2 separate regions of the Homo sapiens genome follow, and region 2 is linked to region 1. The links are chromatin contacts, found by Hi-C or POLR2A ChIA-PET in ENCODE. All regions are on one chromosome and are shown on one strand. Each heading gives the region's core, a stretch centred on a gene start or an enhancer-like site at or near the end of the contact. The rest is flanking DNA. Distances are from core to core; before and after follow the strand shown.

Region 1 (4,218 bases), core at 598-3,097:
CTCGGGGAGGTCCCAGCCCCGGGGCCTGATGACCGGGTACCTTGCATTTGAATGGCTTCACGGGCGAGTGTACAATCATGTGGGTCTTGAGAGTCTGCTTCTGTACAAAGGTCTTGAAGCAGATGTGGCACTGGTAGGGCCGGACGCTGGTGTGGATCAGCATGTGCCGCTTCATGTTCGCCTGTAGGGTGAACTCCCGGCCACACACCTCGCACTTGAACTCCTTCACGCCCTGTGGGGTGGGGGGTGATGGTCAGGGCCACACAATGGGCACAGCCTCTGGCAGTGACCCTTTGTGGGGAGCCGGGTAGGGGCAGGGCCATAGCATCACAAAGGCACACTTTCTGGGAAATGTCTCTTTTTGAGGGTATTCCAAAATAGGTAACACTTGTTTAAAACCACCGAAGAATGTGGGGGCAGAGCCACTTACTCCAGGAAGCCTTTCAGTAATAGAAATAGGCTGTGCTTTACTGTAACGATCCAGATACCTGCTGTCTCCTGCCCCCAGGGTGGATGTGTACATAAGGTCTGTACTAGTGCACTAAGGCAAATGTGTGCTCATTCATTCATTCATTCAACAACCATTTACCGGGCACCTGCTCCAAGCCAGTACCACACTAGGCGGCAGGGGTCTGTCGCCAAGAAGACACAGGGTCTGCCCGCTGTCTGTGGACTATTTCATCAGATCAAGGACACGTGTATGTGTTTTTATCCTCCATGCTGTCTCTTGGTGGCCTTTTTGGTTCAGACCCTTTTGATAATATGATTGAAGCTATGGACACCCCCCCAAAAATGGCACTTAGGTCTATGTAGAATTTCGAAGGGTCTCAAACTCCCAGAGCCTATCCACTCATCTCTTGAAAGTGTTTTCCTAATTTCCCTGGTGATAACAGCCACCTGTAGTTCTCATCCAACATACAGCCTTGCAGGCCGCTCCCTGGAGGGTCTAATTCATGGGGCCTGGGATGGGCCCAGGAATTTTTATTCTCAACAGGGCCCCCAGATGATTCTTATCATTGATGGACTTTGGGCTATTCACCCCCAGGAGACATGGATTCCAGGAGAAAACCCACTGGTTTGGACTGTGAACTTTCTTTTCTACGGTTTGGAGGTCACTCCCAGAGCAGGACAGGGTGTTGTGTGCAAAGGGGTCCAATTTATTATCCATGGAGGAAAATTAGGATAAAAGCTGGGAGCTGGGCTGGGCACGGTGGCTCACACCTGTAATCCCAGCATTTTGGGAGGCTGAGGCAAGAGGATCACCTGAGGCCAGGAACTCAAGACTAGTGTGGACAACATAGCAAGACCCTATCTCTAAAATTTGAAAAAGGCCGGGCACGGTGGCTCATGCCTGTAATCCCAGCACTTTGGGAGGCTAAGGTGGGCAGATCACAAGGTCAGGAGTTCGAGACCAGGCTGGCCAACATGGTGAAACCCTATCTCTACTAAAAATACAATAATTAGCTGAGCGTGGTATGCGCCTGTAATCCCAGCTACTCAGGAGGCTGAGGCAGTAGAATTGCTTAAACCCAGGAGGCGGAGGTTGCAGTGAGCTGAGATCACACCACTGCACTCCAGCTTGGGTGACAGAGTAAGCCTCCGTCTCAAAAAAAAAAAAAAAAAGAGTAAAAATAAATAAATAAAAGAAATTTTTTTTAAGTTGGGAGCTGTTTTCTTTTTGATGAGTTAGTAATTTAGTAGGAACCCAGTGGGACATGTGTCTGTGGTCACAGCTGCTGTCTTAACTGCTTGTTTGGTATAAAAACTTTGTATTATAACTTAATGGTTCCCGTGTCTATGTCTCTTAGCAGCAGGGACTGTGTCTTGTGCTGTATACCCCCTCCTGACACATCGCAGATGTGTATGACCACCAGGGGGCCCTGCCATTCAGGAGTTTCTTTTATAAACACATGATGTGCACATTGTACAAATTTAGGCTGATAATAGGGACATTTCCAGTTTTATTAGCCTTTGGTTTTTGCTTTCAGCTTTTCTTCACAGTATTAACACTCTGTGGACTTGGGATTTTTTTTTTTTTTTTAAGACAGAGTCTTGCTTTTGTTGCCCAGGCTAGAGTACAGCGGCACGGTCTTGGCTCACTGCAACCTCTGCCTCCCGGGTTCAAGCAATTCTCCTGCCTCAGCCTCCCGAGTAGCTGGGACTACAGGCGCCCACCACCACGCCCAACTAATTTTTGTATTTTTAGTAGAGACGGGGCTTCACCATGTTGGCCAGGTTGGCCTCGAACTCCTGACCTTGTGATCTGCCCGCCTCGGCCTCCTAAAGTGCTGGGATTACAGGCGTGAGCCACTGTGCCAGGCCCTGGACTTGGGATTTTTAAGTCCCCCAGTAGAGGAGAAAGATGGCAAATATATAGCATATATGCTGTCACCCTGCACAATCACTCCTTGCAGACATTAACAATCCATCATAGGGTTTTATTGCCAAGCCTAGATTCAGTTTCAGAATCCTTTTCTCTTTTTGGAGACAGAGTCTTGCTCTGTTGCCCAGACTGGAGTGCAGTGGCGCAATCACAGCTCACTGCAGCCTTGACCTCCTGGGCTCAAGCAATCCTCCTGCTTCAGTCTCATGTGTAGCTGGACCACAGGTGTGTGCCACCATGCCTGGCTAATTTTTTGATTTTTTTCTTTTTTTTGAGATAGAGTCTTGCTCTGTCACCTGGGCTGGAGCACAGTGGTGTGATCTCGGCTCACTGGAATCTCTGCCTCCTGGGTTCAAGCTGGGACTACAGGTGCACACCACCACACTCAGCTATTTTTAAAAAATATTTTTAGTAGAGCCAGGGTTTCACTATGTTAGCCAGGCTGGTCTCAAACTCCTGGGCTCAAGTGATTCTCCTGCCTCAGCCTCCCAAAGTGTTGGGATTACTGTTAGCCATTGCATCCAGCCCAGAATTCTTCCTTTTTTTTTTTCTTAAAAAAAAAAAAATGTCTTGCTATGTTGCCCAGGCTAGAGTGCAGTGGCTATTAATAGGAGCAATCATAGCCTCAAACTCCTGGGTTCAAGCAAACTTCCCACCTCAGCCTCCTGAGTAACTGGGACTACAGGTGTGCAGCACCATGCCTGGCTAGACTCTTTCTTGACATTACATTTTAGGCAGCTACTAGCAGTTGACTGCAGGAGCCTCTGCAATGAAACCTACAAATTGCTGGTTTCTAGGCCTGGCAGGGTATTAACAGCTCCCCAACTCCCTATAGTGTCTACCGTGAGAGACAGGGTCACAAGTTTGACCTGGAGTATCACTCATAGGCCACCGTTATGGGGAGAGGAAGCTCTATGTACATTCAGCTTTGAAGGGTAAAGTTGGTGGGATTTCGGTGGAAACCATGGGGCAGCCAAGTACCAGAGTGGGATTGTGGGACCCAAGGGGCCTCATTCCACCTACCCGGATATGAGGGCCTCTCAGAGGAGGTGATATTGGCTGAAAAGCGGGGAGGCTGGTGGCTGAAGGCGGGGAATGGAGGGCAGGGGAGTACGGGTCAAGGCTGGGTTTAGGGACATGGTAGATTAGAAAGTGCTGCTCAATTTCTGCCTTCCCGAGCCACTGTGCCTAGTTTAGCCATATTCTAGAACTACCTGTACTTTTCCATAACAAATATTTTTCCTTACATCTTCTCTGCTTTGAAAATTAAATATATTTAGCCTGTTCTTAAAGGGAAGTCACAGGTTTTGATTTGCTTTTGTAATGACAAGGAACAAAGGACACCCTCTGTACTTCTGACCACTGAGCCAGGACGCCTCCCTGTTGCATCCTGGCCTCTCTCTGGCCTCTGTCCTCCCATCTAGAAAATAGGGAGGGTAAGATACTTCAGTGATCCTCAAACTGTGTTCCTTGGGTCTTGCAGGGGTTATAAAAATGATTTTTTTTTTTTGGAGACAGGGTCTCAGTCTGGTTGCCCAGGCTGAAGTGCAGTATCGTGATTTCAGCTCACTGCAACCTCAGCCTCTCAGGCTCAGGTGTTCCTCCCACCTTAGCCTTCCAAGTAGCTGGGACTATAGGTGTATGCCACCACACCCGGCTAATGTTTAAATTTTTTTTTTTTTTTTTTTTTTGAGATGGAGTTTTGCTCCTGTTGCCCAGGCTGGAGTGCAATGGTGTGGTCTCGGCTGACTGCAACCTCTGCCTCCCGGGTTGAAGCAATTCTCTTGCCTCAGCCTCCCAAGTAGCTGGGATTACAGGCATCCACCACCACACCC
Region 2 (4,218 bases), core at 667-3,166, 130 kb after region 1:
TGAGTAGCTGGGTCCACAGGCACGTGACATCACACCCGGCAATTTTTTTTTTTTTTAAGTAGAGACAAGGTCTCAATATATTGCTCAGGGTGGTCTTGAACTCCTGAGCTCAAGCAATCCTCCTACTTGACTGGGATTACAGGTGTGAGCCACGTAGCCTAGCCATCTATCTATATATACTGTATTGTAGTGTATATAATTAATCTAAAGTCTCCCTGATTTCTCTGTTTCCTGAGTTTGGTATCTCTGTTTTAAGGTTGTGTTTTTCCTCAAATATTTTTTGATTCCTGGATGTGCGACTGTCTTTTGTATTTGAGCATCCTTGTTAGCTTTCACAGAAGACCTTGACAATGGGCTAGTCATAGGTATTGCTCACTTCTTGCTTCCTAAAGAGCAGAAAGTTAATTCAGTTTGGGCAATTGCATGTTCAGCCAGCTCAGGTAACAAATCATGATTGTTCTAAATCAATTGTTGTAATTCCAATTCCGTTTTTTTTCCAGCCTCTCTTGCAGCAGGGCTGATGTGTGACAAAGTTCTGGCCAATGAGATGTAAGTGGAAGCCTACTCAGGAATTTCTGGGAAAACTTTTACTTTATCATAAAAGGGACACTTTTATGAGTGAAAACTCAGTGACACCACATCTTTCCCTTCTTCCTTCGACATGATGTTGTGTCCGGAGTTGGTTCCTTCCAGTGGGTTTGTGGTCTGGCTGACTTGAAGAATGCAGCAGCAGACCTTTGCGGTAAGTGTTACAGCTCTTAAAGGCAGCACAGACCTGAAGAGTGAGCAGCAGCCAAGATTTATTGTGAAGAGCAAAAGAACAAAGCTTCCACAGTGTGGAAGGGGACCTAAGCAGGTTGCCACTGCTGGCTGGCCGGGCGGGGGGGGGGTGTGGGGGGGGGTGTGGAGGGGAGCTTTTATTCCCTTATTTGTCCCCACCCATGTCCTGATGATTGGTCCATTTTACAAAGTGCTGATTGGTCCATTTTACAAACCTTGGGCTAGCTACAGAGCGCCAATTGGTGCATTTTTACAGAGCACTGATTGGTGCATTTTACAAACCTCTAGCTAGCTACAGAGCGCTGATTGGTGCATTTTACAATCCTCTTGTAAGACAGGAAAGTTCTCCAAGTCCCCACTCGACCCAGGAAGTCCAGCTGGCCTCACCTCTCAATGTTATATCTGAAGTGCGGCAGCCATCACATGACCATAAGGAAGCTGTATACTAAGGATGATGAAGTGGAGAGGTAGAAAATCTGTTTTCTGTATAGCTTCCTTGAGTTAGAGACACTAAACCTGAAACCACCTATCTCTAGACATCTCGTGATGTAATTTAATTAAATGTCTTTTTTGCTTGAGTCATTATTAGTCAGATTTCTTATTATTTGCTAAACATTACTAACTAATGTGACCAGTGTGTGACACTGTGACTGTTTGCTACATCCTGAATCCAATTATTATGGTAGAGGAATGGGATACTTTGCTGGGTGGGTTGAGCAAGTAGCTTATGTTTTTCTCGTGTTGGTGGTCTTCCAGAGCACTGCCTTACTTTTTGAGCTCAAGTTTTCACCCTGCTACTCCTTTTTTGTTGTTGTTGTTACAAAATATTGAAAACTAATAAGATGTTTATTGAAAGAACAGCAACACAAGCCAAAATAAACCTATAACAATAGACATAATGAAACAAAAACCAAAATTCACTGGGGAGGAAAAAGATTTAAACAAACATCCTGGGAATTCCTATCTAGGGCACTCCTTTGTGTGCCAGGCGCCCATTATGTGTCAAACGTCATCTGATAACATCGGTGAAAAATCTTCATTCACACTTTCTTGGTGCAGAAGACATAGACCTGATGACGAAGTCACTGCGAAGTGGTTTCTGGAAGTGTTTTCTGGTGGCGTCTTAAGGTCGCGGGCCGACCGAAGGCTCTTGGACGCTTGGAACATATTTGTAGGATTTCTCTCCGGAGTGGATGCGCTGGTCCTCCTTCAGATTCGTCTTGTAGGTGAAAACTTTCTTGCAGTCTTTACATTTGAAGGGCTTCTCCCCTGTGTGGCTTCTCTTGTGGCACTTCAAGTAGGACTTCTGGGTGAACTGCTTCTGGCAGACGTCACACGTGTAGGGCCTCTCCCCAGTGTGGGTTTGCTGGTGAAATTGCAGGCCTATGCCCTGCCTGAAGCGCTTCCCACAGAGATTACATTGAAAGAATCTCTTTCCTGTGTGTGATCTCTTGTGGATGGCTAGCTTGCCTCAATACTTAAACCTCTTATTGCACACCTCACATGCAAAGAGCAGCAGTTCCTTAACTTCTTGGCCATCGGGGTGACTGACCGGGCCCGCAGGGCCTGGGGGATAGACTGAATTTATCTCAGCTTGTCCCTGTCACCCTGCTACTCCTGACTGCAGGCAGAGGCCTCTGCTGTCCTCTGTTTGGTACAAGCAGGGGAGGAAAGCAGGGAGCCAGACCCTTGTTCCTACTGTGATGCCTGAATTAACCACCTTCATGGTGCCCCAGAGCTTCCTCCTCTTCCCCGTATCTACCGTCTCCAAGCTTAGAGCCCCTAAGATGCTCTTGACTTGTAGAGCAATCTTTTCTTGCATGTGGTTTAGGCTGTGGTTTCCTCCTGTAGTCTAGCTTCATTCTCCTTCTGCCTTTCAGAGGTTCCTGATCATTTATGGTCTACTGAGAGCACTCTGTTTTCCAGTGTTGCCACTGTGTGTGTGTGTGTGTGTGTGTGTGTGTGTGTGTCTGTGTGTGTCTGTGTGTCTGTGTGTATCTATGTGCCTACTTCACATCTGATCCAAAAAGTGTGATTTGTATTCATGAAAAGAATAGGCCGGGTGCAGTGGTTCATGTCTGTAATCCTAGCAGTTTGGGAGGCAGAGGCAGATAAATCGCTTGAGCTCAGGAGTTCGAGACTAGCTTGGCCAACATGGCAAAACCCATCTCTACAAAAAAATACGAACATTAGGCAGACGTGGTGGTGTGTGCCTGTAGTCCAGGTACTTGGGAGGCTGAGGTGGGAGGATTGCTTGAGCCTGGGAGGCGAAGGTTGCAGTGAGCTGAGATCACGCCACTGCACCCCGGTCTGGGCAACAGAGCCAGGCCCTGTCTCAAAAAGAAAGAAAGAAAGAAAGAAAGAAAGAATAGTCAGCCTTATTTTTAAATATCTAAATTCTCTCTTCTAGGACTCTATCTGAAGAAATAGCAGAATTATAGTCGAAGTTTTATATTCAAAGATTTCCTTTCCAGCAGTATTTGTGTAATAGGATTAATATCTTACAAAGTATCAAAGAGCCTTTCCAAGTACAGAACCTTCTGTGTGTGGCTTGAAGCATCCAGCCTGCCTAGAGGCAGAAGAGGTGTGGGAAGTAAAAGTATTAAGGTTTACTAGAATTCATTATTTCTTTGAAATTGATACGTGTCCCTATAATCAATGTTTGCTGACAATAGCTGTTGGCCAGGCAGTAGTTTCGATATGGTTGTCATTGTCTGCATATATGAAAACTTGATCTGAAAACCTTCTATTAACACCTTCTATAAGATTAAAAGAAGAAAAAGGGACAGGAGGTGCAGCATAAAAACCTGCAGAATGAGGCCAGGCGCAGTGGCTCACGCCTGTAATCCCAGCACTTTGGGAGGCTGAGGCGGGTGGATCACTTGAGGTCAGGAGTTCGAGACCAGTCTGGCCAACATGGTGAAACCCTGTCTCTACTAAAAATACAAAAAATTAGCCAGGTATGGTGGCGGGCACCTGTAATCCCAGCTACTCAGGAGGCTGAGTCAGGAGAATCGCTTGAACCCGGGAGGCAGAGGTTGCAGTGAGCCGAGATCGTACACACTGCACTCCAGCCTGGGTGACAGAGCAAGACTCTTTCTCAAAAAATGAAAAACAAAAAAACTTGCAGAATGAGTGTCAACAGTTGGGAAGGCAATCCCAGAGGCAGTGGTGGAGCACTGGATGAAGAGATCCCGTATCAACAACTCTCTCAATGCACAGGCAGCAATGCTGTATAGAAAGACACGGTCATTATCGACTTTGATATGAAAAGGGGTTCAGAAGAATCAATGTCTACATCAGTCTCTTCTGTAAAGAAGTTATAGAAATACCTTCCAACTATTTCACTGAGATTTTCCTTTTTACATATGCACAAGATGATATATAAAAATATATGTCTAAATAAGTCTAAAAAGAGCTTTTTGAATGAGTGTAAAC

Evidence for each region. Hi-C counts contacts between places; a loop is a spot of excess contacts on that map. ChIA-PET counts read pairs that join two places held with the same protein, here RNA polymerase II (POLR2A). Pooled maps may share reads with other maps.
Region 2: a pooled map shows a loop between it and region 1 (4-fold over the local background). The contact joins two enhancer-like sites. A Hi-C loop is called at or near these places in 1 of 168 maps with a recorded cell type or tissue (PC-3) and 7 of 50 pooled maps. POLR2A ChIA-PET finds 5 or more read pairs at or near these places in 8 of 52 experiments (A673, BJ, CD8-positive, alpha-beta memory T cell and 5 more).

The regions. Positions count from the first base shown.
Region 1 is chr15:90,069,085-90,073,302 of GRCh38, reverse strand. ZNF710 (zinc finger protein 710) reads right to left here. Exons shown (of 5, transcript NM_198526.4): 3 at 41-232. Among named protein-coding and RNA genes, the nearest start is that of ZNF710-AS1, 11 kb to the left of the region's middle. Within about 2 kb of position 1,847, at least 11 of the 41 ENCODE cell types and tissues checked have a DNase peak (open chromatin) inside an H3K27ac peak, as active enhancers do.
Region 2 is chr15:89,934,654-89,938,871 of GRCh38, reverse strand. It overlaps the pseudogene LOC100421368. Among named protein-coding and RNA genes, the nearest start is that of ARPIN-AP3S2, 24 kb to the right of the region's middle. Within about 2 kb of position 1,916, at least 4 of the 41 ENCODE cell types and tissues checked have a DNase peak (open chromatin) inside an H3K27ac peak, as active enhancers do.